Linked DNA regions of Homo sapiens: region 2 is linked to region 1. Evidence: read pairs that join two places in POLR2A ChIA-PET (ENCODE). Cell type or tissue: PC-9. All regions are shown on one strand. Each heading gives the region's core, and the rest is flanking DNA. Links, peaks and the distances in the headings are about the cores only. Region 1 overlaps ACSF2 (acyl-CoA synthetase family member 2). Region 2 has its middle 34 kb from the start of TOB1-AS1.

Region 1 (2,500 bases), core at 1-2,500:
TCTTGTCCAAACAGCCTATTTTACAAACAAACTAAGGTCTGCGGAGGTTCAGTAACTTGCCTAAAGCCACACTAAGTTAGGACTGGTAGGACTGGGATTTGCTTTCCCGTCAACTAACTCCCAAATGGAGGAATACATGCATGCCACTGAGGTTTATAAAGCACGATTTGTAAGCTAGAAATACAACATGTTTAGTTCTAAAGGGAGAGGCACTGGCAGAATTGTTCCTACCCTTCGTTATTAGAACAGTCCCATGGCAAGGCCAACCCAGAAGATGAAATTACAGCCTGCATGTTGGCCTGTTGAATGCATGACCAGCTTTATTCCCATCTTCAGCATAAGCTCAGGCCTGTCCACCCATCTCCAGCAGCCCCACCTTTGCTTAGGTAGTTTACCCTGCTGGAACCTTCTCCCTCCTACTCCCCAGACACAGTTACTATACTGTGGGCCTTGGGGTCACTGTAAGAATGGGCCAAGCCATCATTACACAAGCATTCCTGTAAAATAGCTCACCACTAGGACAGGTTGCTCACTGACCCATGCAATGGGATGAACATGTCCTTGGCATCAAACTGTGTGTTAAGCATTTTCTTATGGGACCTCATTTAACCCTCACAATGCACTATTTATACATAAGAAAAGTCAAGGCCAGGCGTGTGGCTCACACCTGTAATCCCAGCACTTTGGGAGGTGGCTGAGGCAGGCAGGTAACTTAAGCTCAGGAGTTCAAGACCAGCCTGGGCAACATGGCAAAACACCATCTCTACAAAAAAATACAAAAATTAGTTGGGTGTAGTGACGCAGGCCTGTAGTCCCAGCTACTGGGGAGGCTGAGATAGGAGGATCACTCAAGAGTTCGAGGCTGTAGTGAGCTGTGATCGTGCCACTGCACTCAGCCTAGGTGACAGAGCGAGACCTTGTCTCCACCAAAAAAAGAAAGAAAGAAAAAAAAAGTCAAGTTTAACTTAAGTAAAAAAACTACTCAGCTAGAAAGTGGTTCATTTGAATCCAGATCTGCCTGGCTCCAAAGTTTCATCTGTAGATTGAAGTAAAATAGAGGCCGGGATCAGCAGCTCACCCCTATAATCCCAGCACTTGAGGCCAAGGCAGGAGGATGGCTTGAGGCAGGGGTTTGAGACCAACCTGGGCAATACTTCATAACCCCATCTCTACAAAAAATTTTAAAATGATCTGGGTATGGTGGCACTTGCCTGTAGTCCTAGCTACTTGGGAGGCTGAGATGGGAGGAATGCTTGAGCCCAGAAGTTTGAGATTATAGCAAGCTATGATGGCACCAGGGTTCACAACGATTGAAGCACAAGTGAGATTTCACGGAAGTACAAAGGCTTCAAACTGCAGACCTAACCTTTCAGGGATCAGGTTCTAACCCCAGGCTCTTTGGGAAGTCTCCCCCTCCCATTTCCACAAACCAGATTCCTCCTGCTTTGATTGACATCTTTAATGGCACTGCAAACTTTCTGCCTTGAATCAGTGTGTCTATGGACTTCCCCTGTAGACTCCTTCTAGAAAAACAGCTCTGTCAATGAAAACAAACTCATTCATCTTTTTATTACCTTTACATGCTTCACAGTACACTGCAGCAATGTACAGCATTCAAAGCAGAGGAGGGTAACTAAAACAGATGTGTACCATTCACTGATTCCAGCAGCCAAGTTCATAGTTATTTTCTACTGTTACATTTAGACTGGAGGATCCCCAGTGGAATGCATAGGGATATCGTTACCAAATCATTCATAAATCATGTTTTGGAAATTATGGGAAGAGTCTATTTCTTGTAACTATTTATGGTTACCACCCATAACACTTCCAGGCTTAATACAAGGCGCTTGTATAGAAACAGCATTTTGTAGTTTTCCATGTGTGTGTAAACTGTTGGTCACAAGAACAGAAAAATAGCTCAGCAGCTGTCTGAGCTATGTGATGTATGCAAAATGTGTCAAGCCCAGAGAGACATGAGACTTCAGTCATGCTCCTTCCTTCCCAGGGACAATTGTTTAAAGGCATTTTGCTCCTAACTAGCTGCTTTACCCATTACTTTCATGTTAACAAAATTTGTGATACAAAGAACAAAGTATAATGAATCAATAGCTTATATCATTTTAATGTACATTCTTGGTAAATCACTTAGGAACTGTCTCTTCTTTTCATTTATTTATTTATTTAGAGACAGAGTCTCGCTCTGTCGCCCAGGTTGGAGTGCAGTGGCACAATCTCGGCTCACTGCAACCTTCTCCTCCCGGGTTTAAGCGATTCTCCTGCCTCAGCCTCCCAAGTAGCTGAAACTACAGGCGCCCGCCACCATGCCCAGCTAATTTTGTATTTTTAGTAGAGACAGGGTTTCACCATATTGGCCAGGCTGGTCTCGAACTCCTGACCTTGTGATCTGCCTGCCTCGGCCTCCCAAAGTGCCGGGATTACAGGTGTGAGCCACTGCACCCAGCCTTCTTTTCTTTTAAAAACCCACTTGTAACTGCTGCTC
Region 2 (10,997 bases), core at 1-2,500, 470 kb before region 1:
AATTCTGTACCTTCAGGCCATGGCCAACAGCTGCCTGGGAGATAAGGGGAGGCGACCCCTGGGAACAAACAGCCTGTGGATTGGAGAGATTGAGCAAGGCTGGAAAAACAGGTGCAGGTGGCAACAGGGAAGGGGGTGGGGCAGGAGACAGAGCCAGAGGGAGCAGAGGAGGTTCCAGGGCTCCTGGGACCCCAGAGGGTCCCTGTTGCCAGAAGGCACTGGCTGGGCCAGAGTCCAGGGTGAGCAGAATCAGGTCCCAGGCTTCACCCTCTGCAAGCTTCTCTATGACCCCACAGGGGGTTAACTGGGCCTTGAATTGCAGAACCAGAAGGGGCTGAAGGGAGCACCCAGGCCTCAGCTGGCTCTGGTCTGAGACTCAGGTCAGAGGCAGAGGTGATGGCCACACCTGGGAGGCTGGGTTGCCCTTGGACAAAGCAGCGGCCGCAGCTGTTTAGGTTCTGCCACCCTCTCCCCTCCTCTGTCCCCAAAGGCTATCCAGCCCCCGCAGCAGTCAGTCCTTGGGTTTCACAGGCCCTGCCCTGGAGAGCTTTTCTTTAGAACCAGCCCCATCAGAAATCCCTCCCCCAGAGAATCACTGGGAGCTTAGGCTGCTGCGGGGAAAAGGGCACTGGGCTGAGAGGTGAAAGTCCGGGGCTCAGACCCTGTCCTGTCACAGATGCCCTGACCCTCTCTAGGGGCTGTTAAAACCATCCCCATTCAGGGTAAAGGTCCCCGGTGACACTCTGGGTTGGGGGAGCTGGGTGGGTGCCTGGGCGCTGCTCCCATCCCCCCACTCTGAGAGCTTGCTGTGTAGGCAGAGGCCCTGCCAGCCACAGGCTGCTGGGGCTGAGGCTGGGCTGGCTACGGGCTGGTCTCCTCCTCTTCCCCCAGCAGGGCTGTGGGGGCCTGCCCAGGCCCCCTGGTCCTGTGTTTGGGCAGCAAGCCAGCACCTGTGTGAGGGGTGGCCGGGCACCCTGCCCAGAGCTGAGGAGAAGCTGCCCCCTGGGGACTGGGCCCAGGCCTTCTTGTTCAGCCAGAAATTCCAGCCTTTTAAGGATCAAGAGCCAGAGAACGGCCTTTTCCAGGCTGCCAGCGAGCCGTTTTTCCAGCTTGGCAGTATCGCCAGTGCCTTGAGGGAGGCCTCTCTGCTTGCCCGCACCTCGTAGGCCAGGCTCTCGGGAAGGAATTATTTCTTAAGTCAACTTTGTTGAGGTCTAACTTACGCACAACAAAATGTGCCCATTTTAGGTGCACTGTTGTATGTTTGCATACCTACCACAATAACCAAAGTAGAGAACATTTCCGTTACCCTGAAAGGTTCCCTGTGGCCCCTTCTGAGTCAGTCATGCCCCTTCCCTGGCCCCAGGCAAGCACCAATCTGCTTTCTGTCATGACAGATCAGATTTGCATGTTTTGTATACGTTACCATACAGTTTCTACTCTACTCTTACCTCTGACTTTTCCCCCTCAGCCTAATGATTTCAAGATTCGTTCATATTGTTGCGTCTATCATAGTTCTTTCCTTGTTATTGCAGAGTAATATATTCCATTATATGGATATGTTATAGTTTGTGTAGCCATTCACCTGTGTTTGGACATCTGGGTTGTTTCCAGTTGGCAGCTATTATGAGTAAAGCAGTTATGAACATTTGTATATAAATCATCATGTGGATGCATGTGTTCATTTCTCTCGCATTAGTAACTAGAAGAGGGATTGCTGGGTCACATGGTAAGTGTATGTTTCACTTTTAAAGAAACCACCCAACTGTTTCCTAAAGTGGTTGTACCATTTTACAATGTATGGGTAGGACGGGATTTTGAATGCAGCCCTTCCCTCCCTGTTCCATATCCTGGCCTTTTCTCTTCCCCAGGGACTGAGCAGGGTTTGTTTGTTTTTTTGGTGTTGTTGTTGTTGTTTGTTTTTTTCGTAAGTTTGTGTGGTGCTTTGGTTGTGGGGGCGGTTCTTTGCTTCACCAGAAAACATTCTCCTGCCCCCTCAAAGTCCCTGCTCATGGATGAGGTTAAAGTGGCTATGCCGAGTAGAGAAGGGCTTAAGGATCTATTTATATGTGAGTTTAAGCAGATACAGTGTTGGCTAAAATGCTATAATTATTTTCCTTTTGTTAGCTCTTCCCATCCTGTGAGAGTGTTTTTGTTTTTGTTTTGTTTTTTTTTTGTTTGTTTGTTTTTTAGACGGAATCTCGCTCTGTGGCTTAGGCTGGAGTGCAGTGATGCGATCTCGGCTCACTGAAACCTCTGCCTCCCAGGTTCAAGCAATTCTCCTGTCTCAGCCTCCTGAGTGCCGGGTACATGCCACCACGCCCGGTTAATTTTTGTATTTTTAGTAGAGATGGGGTTTCACCATATTGGTCAGGCTGGTCTCGAACTCCTCAGGTGATTGACACACCTCAGCCTCCCAAAGTGCTGGGGTTACAGACGTGAGCCACGCGCCTGGCCAAGGGTGTTTTTAAACAGAGCTACTGCCATGCTGGCAGCCTCATCCTATTCCCCAGCCTGCTGCTCCCCGACCCCCATCAAAACCATTTCTTCTAGAGGCCAAGGCAGCTGAGAGTTTCTTTTCCTGAGTCGTCACTTTTCATTAGCACAGGCTGATAACTGGGGTAGGCACTGGAGCTGGAGAACTTTGTATTTTTGCTGTCAGTGTCCTACCCCTGCTCTCACCTCCCTGTCTGACCCATTGTTCCACCTTGCCATCAGTCACCAGAGAGCTCCGGGCTTCCGTAACTCAAAGGATGCAGCTGCCCAGAAAGAAAGGATTAAGCTTTCTTTTTGTATTCAGACACATTGCTAATTGCCAAGAAAGTACAGGCAGAAGAAAGGATCTACCCTTGGAGCAAGAGTTAAGGAAACCTAACAGCCTGGCACTGCACATCTGCTGAACTAGTCCTATTTCTACCCCTGTTTTAAAGTTTTTAGGGCTGGGCCAATAAATAACCTTTTTAGGATAAATTCAGATCTTCCCTGTAAGACTCTCGGGATATAATTTCTCTCACATTTCAGGATACCTAAGAAACCATTCTCCCCTGCTTGGGGAATACCACTACTCATGCCTGGAGCAGCTCACTTAGCTGGGTTCATCATGCTCCACCTTCTTCCTCTTCTTTTTTTTTTTTTTTTGAGACAGGGCCTCACTCTATCACCCAGGCTGGGGTGCAGTTGCAGCTGTGCTATCTCAGTGCACTGCAACCTCTGGCTCCCAGGTTCAAGTGATTCTCCTGGCTCAGCCTCCCAAGTAGCTGGGACTACAGGCATGCACCACCATACCCAGGTAATTTTTGCATTTTTAGTAGAGATGGGGTTTCACCATGTTGGCCAGGCTAGTCTCAAACTCCTGACCTCAAGTGATCCACCTGCTTCAGCCTCCCAAAGTGCTGGGATTACAAGGCATGAGCCACCACACCCGGCCATGTTCCACCTTCTTTAGAAGGCATTTGCTGGCAAGATACCGCCAGCCTCAGCATGTTTTAAACAGATGAAATTGCCCTGGACTATCAAAAGTTTGCCTGGGATGATAAGCCTGTGACATTGCCCCAGTCTGAGCTATCAAAACAATATTTAATCCTGGATTAAATATTGTTGTTACTGCTATTTATTTTATTCAAAGATTGAAAAATAGCTGTGAGGTGCTGAATTTGATACAGGCAGGAAGTCTTGTTAACTAACCCTTATTCCAAGTTGGCTTAAGCCAAACCTGTGCTGTCCAATATGGTAGCCACTAGCCAGATGTGGCTATTTGAATTTAAATTACTTAAGTTAAAATTCAATACCATGAATTTAGTTCCTTCACTGCAATAGTCATATTTGAAATGCTCAATCGCCACATGTTGTTAGTGGCTACCATATTGGACATGGCAGATATGGGACATTTCCATCGCCACGTAAAGTTTTATTGGAGAGTGTTGGTTTCAACACTTAGCCACATATACAGCAGCAGCTTTATCACATAGAACATTTAGAACCTTATCACCTAGAACATCTATATATGGGCCTTATCTGGGATAGACCTTAGAGAAAAAAAATTCAGAGATACGATCCCTGTCCAAAATGCATCTGCAAATCCAGAATGACACTGACACACAGGATTTAAGAGAGTAGAGGACCAATTTCAGACCAAGCAATGATGGACGTGTAAGGGCAAGAGAGAGACACAAATTCAAAGAGAAGGAAACTGCATGTGCAAAGGCAAGAGATGTGAGGGGCTGGCTGTTTGGGGTTGTCCTGGAGTGCTGTAACAAGGAGATATTTGTACTTTAGGATGGTTACTTTGGAGACAGTGAGAGGGCCATGGGAGACCAGGAGGACCAAGGAATAATCCAGAGGGAAACTGAGTTGTCCTTGAACTAAAGCCTGGGCAGTAGGGGTGGAGAGAAGCAGTCAGATCTGAGAGACCTTGGGTCCAGCCTGGATGGGGTAGGTGGGGAGGAGCATGCACTATACCTGGATGGTTCAAGGAAGAGCTGGGACATCTGGGATCAATTGAATGCTGTGGGCTCTAAATTAAAAAGGCTCCACCAGGAAATACCCCAAATGGCTGGTTTCTAGAAGATCAAGGTTGCCAACGCTGACTCCTTCCAAATCATGAAGTATGAGGTTCTGTGCGACTTCAGCCTTCCCTTTGAGTCAATGAGGCAACAAACCTATTGCTGGAAAATGGCGTCCTCCAGGGAGGGTGTCGTGGGGGGCCCCGGGCTCAGTATAGCACAGAATGCACAGCCCTTGGTTGTCCAAACTCTCCACTTGACTTTATTTATAACCCTAATTACACCCTCCAGGAAGAACAGTTGCTGATCAACCCAGTTACAAATTAAAGTTAATAAAATGAAGACAGCAATGAATGGCTGCTGCCCAAGCTGCCAAGGGCTCCGATCAACCCCAAAAGGAGACTGCGGTGCTCCCAGGACTCCAGCCACCAGTGTCCTCATTCACATGCTTGCCGTGGAACCCCCCCCTCCCCTCCCAGCTCGCCTCCCTCCCCTCAGTGGCTCAGTCCACCTGTTGTCATCTCCCATCAGGGATCATCAGGCTTCAGGTTCTCCAGGTTCAGAAACTCATGCCATACCCAGTTGGTCCCCAACCCAGCCTTCTCCCGCCACTACTGCCTCCCCAAGCGGTCACATCAGTTGTCGGTGCCACTGTGTGAAATGAAGCTGCTGTGAGCAGAGCTGTAAGAATCCAAGGACAGGAAACAGGGCCTTCACCTCTTTACTCCTCTCCAGCTCTCTTTTTTCTCTTTGCAGCTCCCTTTCTTATTCATTTCCTGTTATCTTTTTCTCTACCCATCTCCCTCACCCTGTGGCTGACCTTGTCCACATGCCCTGAATGTCCTGAGAGGGGCCCTGAATTCCACCGGTGTCCCAGATGGTCGAGCGGCACTGGCTGCTTCGTTCAGAAGCACGGGCAGCTTCAACGCAGCCTCCAGATTCTGCTGACCCTGTCCATTCCTTTTTCTTTCTAAAGAGAGGAAACTGGAGAGGGAGAGTGGGGGACAATCCTCTCCTCACAGGCCCTGCTCTCTGTGTACTTGGCCCCTCGCTCTACCTCCCTCCGTCTCCTGCAGCTTGCCTCCTGCAGAAACAATTACAGATAGTCAATCTTCATGCCTTGCAATCCACAGCACACCCAGATGAACTGATGCGGGTTATCTGGGAGGATGGAAAAGGATGTGATGACTGGGCCACTTCTCTGCAGCATGTAGAAACCAGTGCACTGGTTAGAGGGCTACTTCTGACCCTCTTTGCCAGCCCCTATAACCCGAGTACCATGCGCATACCAGCCATCAGAGAAAACAGCGAGTTCCCTGGGGTTTAGGATAATCATCCCTGGATATTCTGGCTTGTTCTTGTCTCATATCTGCCCAGCTTTAAACTCTTGGTTCTTGGTTGAGCACGGTGGCTCATGCCTCTGATCCCAGCACTCTGGGAGGCGGAGCTGGGAGGATCGCTTGAGCCCAGGAATTCAAGACCAGCCTGGGCAACGTAGGGAGACTCTGTCTCTACAAAAAAATTTAAAAACTAGCTGAGTGTGGTGGTGCACACCTGTAGTCCCAGCTACTTAGGAGGCTGAGGTGGGAAGATCGCTTGAGCCTGGGAATTTGAGGCTGCAGTGAGCTGCGATTGTACCACTGTGCTTAAACCTGGGCAACAGGGTGAGACCCTGTCTCTAAAAAAATAAAAATAAATTAAAAATAAACTCTTGGCTCTGTTCCCCCCACAGCCTTGATTAGGGGTTTCTATCCAGTTCTACCAGCATTTGGCTCTTGGATTTCCCAGATGGGCACTGACGTGGCTCACCCACTGGGAGGCCCAGTTTCTGCCCTGCCTTCATAGAAGCTGTGCCCTGGCTCCAGTTCTGCCGTCACCAAATGTCCACATCAGGCTCTTCCCCTGTGCCCTGGGGAAGCCAGAGTGGACCTCTTCAGTGAGGGGGTGGCAGAGTGACCAGAGGAACCAGTGCTGCCTCTAGGGCTGGCCATGCCAGCGAGGGTGAGATGTCAAGATGTCACCATCAGACTCTGACTCAGGGGGCGGCCCACACACTACTTTGCCTTGTAATCAGTGTGTTTACTTGTCTGCCTTGCCCATGAGGCTATGAGCTCTGTGAGAGCAGGCCTGTGTCTGAATCGCCGCTGTAGCCCCAGTACCTGAGGCAGGTTCCTGTGCTCTGACAAAGTGTCTGTTGAACAAATAGATGAACAAATGAGCCCTTCCTCCTTTATTCCCTGCCAAGGTTAATGTCCTCCCCATTCACACAGGCCCAGGTGAGAAGCTTTAGGGTCACTGAGTTTTATTGATTCTGCTTCTTAAAATACTTTGCCCACCAATTCCTTCCTTGGGGGACTATGTGTTTCTTAGCTAATTCTAACTGTCTTTTATTTATTTATTTATTTATTTATTTATTTATTTATTTATTTTTGAGATAGGCTCTTGCTCTGTCACCCAGGCTGGAATTCACTGGTGTGATCATGGCTCACTGTAACCTCGACCTCCCAGGCGTAAGCGATCCTCCCATCTCAGCCTCCTGAGTAGCTGGGACCACAGGCATGCACCACCATACCAGGTTAACTTTTTTTTTTTAGAGATGGGGTCTCACTATGTTGCCCAGTCTGGTCTCAAATTCCTGGACCCCAGCGATCCTCCTGCCTTGGCCTTCCCAGGTGTTGGGATTACAGGTGTGAGCCTCCAACTGCCTTTTGATTGATTTTCTGGTTTCCTTTTTAAACTCTCACCTACCTGTCCATCTTCCCCATTGCTCATAAGTATAACACAAATGTAATCATGCTGCTCCTCTGTTTAAATATCTCCAGTAAGTCTTCCTTTCTCACCAACTAATGTACAGTTCCTTTAGCCCCTCCATGATTTGGCCCAACCTGCTTTTCCAGGCTTCTTCCTGCTGCTTCCCCTGTGGACCCTGGGAGCCAATCACTCAGAAATTCTCACTGTTCTTCAAGTAAGTTACTCTTCTTCCACCTCCACATTTTACATGTTTTATCCTCTTCGCAAAGGTTACTCTGTGCAACAAACCCCACCCTTGTCAGCCTACTGAACTCCTACTTATCCTTTAGGATCCAGCTAAAATGTCACCCCCTCTGATCCTCTGAAGTCATCAGCTAGCAGTCCAGCAGTCCAACTTTTTTTTTTTTTTTTTTTTGAGATGGAGTCTCACTCTGTCACCCAGGCTGGAGTGCAGTGGTGCAATCTCGGCTCACTGCAACCTCTGCCTCCCAGGTTCAAGCGATTCTCCTGCCTCAGCCTCCTGAGTAGCTAGGACTACAGGTGTGTGCTACCATACCCAGCTAATTTTTTGTATTTTTATTAGAGATGGGGTTTCACCATGTTGGCCAGGCTGGTCTCGAACTCATGACCTCAAGAAATCTGCCCTCCTCAGCCTCCCAAAGTGCTGGGATTACAGGTGTGAGCCACCACACCCGGCCCAACATTTCTTTCTTATACCTCTTATCACCTTGTATGTGTCCCCAGCACCAAGTACCGAAGTTCCTTGTTCCATGTCTCTCTCACATGAGCAATTAGGCTCCATGAGGGCGGGGCCTGTGTCATCTACCCTAAGCTGGCTGAGAGCCCTGTGCATGGAGGGACAGGCAATATACCATAGGCTCCGTGGCCTTGGGCAAGTTACTTGCCTTCTCTGTCTCAGTTTGCTCATCTATAGACTGTCTTAACAATAGTTCCTGCCTGAGGGTTGTTGAGGATTAAATGAGTTACTATTCATAAGGCAGGTAGAGCAGTGCCTCTCACATACTAAGCCCTCAATAAACGTTAGCTACTGTTATTATCTGTGATTATTAACTCCTCTGTAAATGTTTTTGAGTGAATGAGAACTTTAAGTAGAACAAGGCACTTTTCTACACATAAAGAACATCCAGTATCAGAGTCCTTCTGTTAAGATCTTCAAGACATCAGTGCACCCCATATACTACCTGGATGAGCAGTCCTTTGTTTGTGGGTAACAATCTACCACTTTTCCAAGTTATGCAGAAAATGTTCAGTTGAGGAAAGATGACTGGAGAAAGTTTATCATAGTTGAGATGAAGGAAGGGAAAAGATTTGGTCATAAGTCCCCTAGTTACGTTTTTTTAAGAGACAGGGTCTTACTGTGTTGCCCAGCTGGGCACGAACTCCTGGGCTCAAGCAATCATCCCGTCTCAGCCTCCTGAGTAGCTGCGATTATAGGAATGTGCCACCACACCCAGTACCCTTTGAGAAGGATGTGAACCCGTGATTATTCAGCTGCTAAATTATGAGGAACCAGGCGACTAAGGGGCCAGGTTTAGGGATATTGCTTTTGGAAACAAATTTCTGCATCCAAAAATCTTTATTTATTTATTTATTTATTTACCTATTTATTTTTGAGACAGAGTCTCACTCTGTCACCCAGGCTGGAGGGCAGTGGCTCAGTCTCAGCTCACTGCAGCCTCCCCAACTCAAGTGATCCTCCCACCTCAGTCCCCCAAGTAGCTGAGAATACAGGTCTGTGCCACCACACACGGCCAATTTTTGTATATTTTTGTAGAGGCGGGGCTCTCTCTATGCTGCTCAGGCTGATCTCGAACTCCTGAGCTCAAGGGATCCACCGGCCTCGGCCTCCCAGGGTGAGCCACTGTGCCTGGCCCCAGAAAACTTTAAAGACAATTGAATCCTAATCATTTTGGTTTAGAAAATGATCATAATTTTGATTTTGGTTCAAATTCTGGTCCTATTATTTGCTATTTGTAAGATCCTGATATATCCCTGAGTCTGGCTAATCTATAACTTAAAATTACTCTCATCTCATGCGGCTGTTGTGAGGTTGAGATGGGATTAAATTAAGTAATTCACATGAGGTAATTTACATAATGTAAAGCATTAAGATCATAGGTGTGTACAAACTTGTTGTCCGAGTCAATTTTGAAATTTATTCTGTACCTGGATCTAATAAAAATGCTTACCTCTGAAGCAACAATAACATTGAGCAGCTATAGGTATAGTTTTTATTCCTTTATTCTAGTCAGTTAAAAAGAAATCCTCTTGAACTCAATATGCATTGTGGGCCAGATTTTTTGTGACTGGCTGAAGAAAAAAAAGTGTTAAAAAATACAATCCCTAGTGGTGGCTCACGCCTGTAATCCTAGCACTTTGAGAGGCCGAGGCAGGTAAATTGCTTGAGCCCAGGAATTCAAGACCAGCCTGGGCAAGATGGTGAGACCCTGTCTCTACAAAAAATGCAAAAATTAGCTAGGGATGGTGGCTCACGCCTATAATCGCAGCACTTTGGGAGGCCAAGATGGGTGGATCGCTTGAGCCCATGAGTTTTAGGCCAGCCTGGGCAACATGACGAAATCCTGTCTCTACAAAAAATAAAAAAATTATCTGGGCGCGGTGCTGTGTGACTGTAATCCCAGCTACTTGGGAGGCTGAGGTAGGAGGATCACTTGAGCCCAGGAGGTTGAGGCTGCAGTGAGCCGTGATTGTGCCACTGCACTCCAGCCCGGGTGACAGAGCGAGACCCTGTCTAAATAAAGAAAAAATACAATATCTGCCCTCAGGTAGCTCATAGTGTGGTGAGGGAGACAGATGACAGATTTTTAATGAGTCAAAGTCTAGCAGTGGCCTGTTACGTCTCCACAGAGGAGACGCGCATAAGTGACAGTAGACAAGATGGGGCAGGGTAGTTAGGGGAGATGATATTTGGACTAAGCCTTGAAGGAAGAGTAGGAATACTAGTCAGACAAGAAACGGGGAAGGAAAACTGACTCCAGGCAGCTGGAGCAGCCCGTACAACGATCCTTAGGTGCAAAGAGTCATCCCATTCTAGGAAGAGCAAATTGTCTGATGAGGCTACAGCATGAACACCCCCAGTAAGGAGGCAAGCGAAGAAACTGGAAAGGCAAACAAGCCTCGCGTCCTGAAGAGACACAGGAGGCGGGTGGCCCGAGTCTGTCCCAAATCAGGACGCAAAGCCACGGAAGGTTGCAATCGGAGGAGTGATCCGATGTGTTAGCGTCTTGTTCTGCTCACTCTGGAGGCCACGTAACTAGAAGGAGGCTATTCCAAAAATGCAGGCAAGACATTCTCATTTGTAGATGTGCAGAGGCCACAAGGAAGGTGATTCCACAATCTAGATCCACATGCAAGCTGGCAAATACATCTTATCCTGCAGTAGATGCTCACTAAGAAGTGACATTTGCCGGGTACCTATCTTACTGACTTTAGAAGAAAAAAACTAGTTGAAGTGGCATTTGCATACTTCCAGTACACCACGGGGGCACCTATCAGAAGTGTCCCAGCAAAGATGGGCACAGAGGTAAATTCTGGAATGAGGGGAGGTCCAAGAGATTATACCCTAAAAACGTGCTTTTGTTGTTGTTGTTGTTTGAAACCAGGTCTTGCTCTGTTACCTAGGCTGGAATGCAGTGGCGCGATTACAGCTCACTGCAGCCTTGACCTCCTAGGCTCAAGCAATCCTCCCACCTCAGCCTCCTG

The links. Peaks named below come from ENCODE experiments on the same cell type or tissue, not always from the same donor. Only the 100,000 strongest peaks of a DNase experiment are listed, where the experiment ranks them.
Region 2: POLR2A ChIA-PET joins it to region 1 with 9 read pairs; 1 of 35 experiments calls an interaction of 5 or more read pairs at or near these places.

The regions. Positions count from the first base shown.
Region 1 is chr17:50,430,349-50,432,848 of GRCh38, reverse strand. The region is part of intron 1 of ACSF2 (acyl-CoA synthetase family member 2); the gene reads right to left. Among named protein-coding and RNA genes, the nearest start is that of ACSF2, 5.4 kb to the right of the region's middle. RefSeq lists an enhancer at 904-1,599. In PC-9, for the core only: no CTCF peak of the experiment used is centred there; a DNase peak (open chromatin) is centred at 1,428; H3K4me3 peaks cover 614 bases; H3K27ac peaks cover 468 bases.
Region 2 is chr17:50,894,706-50,905,702 of GRCh38, reverse strand. No RefSeq gene overlaps it. Among named protein-coding and RNA genes, the nearest start is that of TOB1-AS1, 34 kb to the right of the region's middle. In PC-9, for the core only: a CTCF peak has its summit at 988 (motif pointing left); DNase peaks (open chromatin) are centred at 92, 562, 1,142 and 1,652; H3K4me3 peaks cover 2,006 bases; H3K27ac peaks cover 2,500 bases.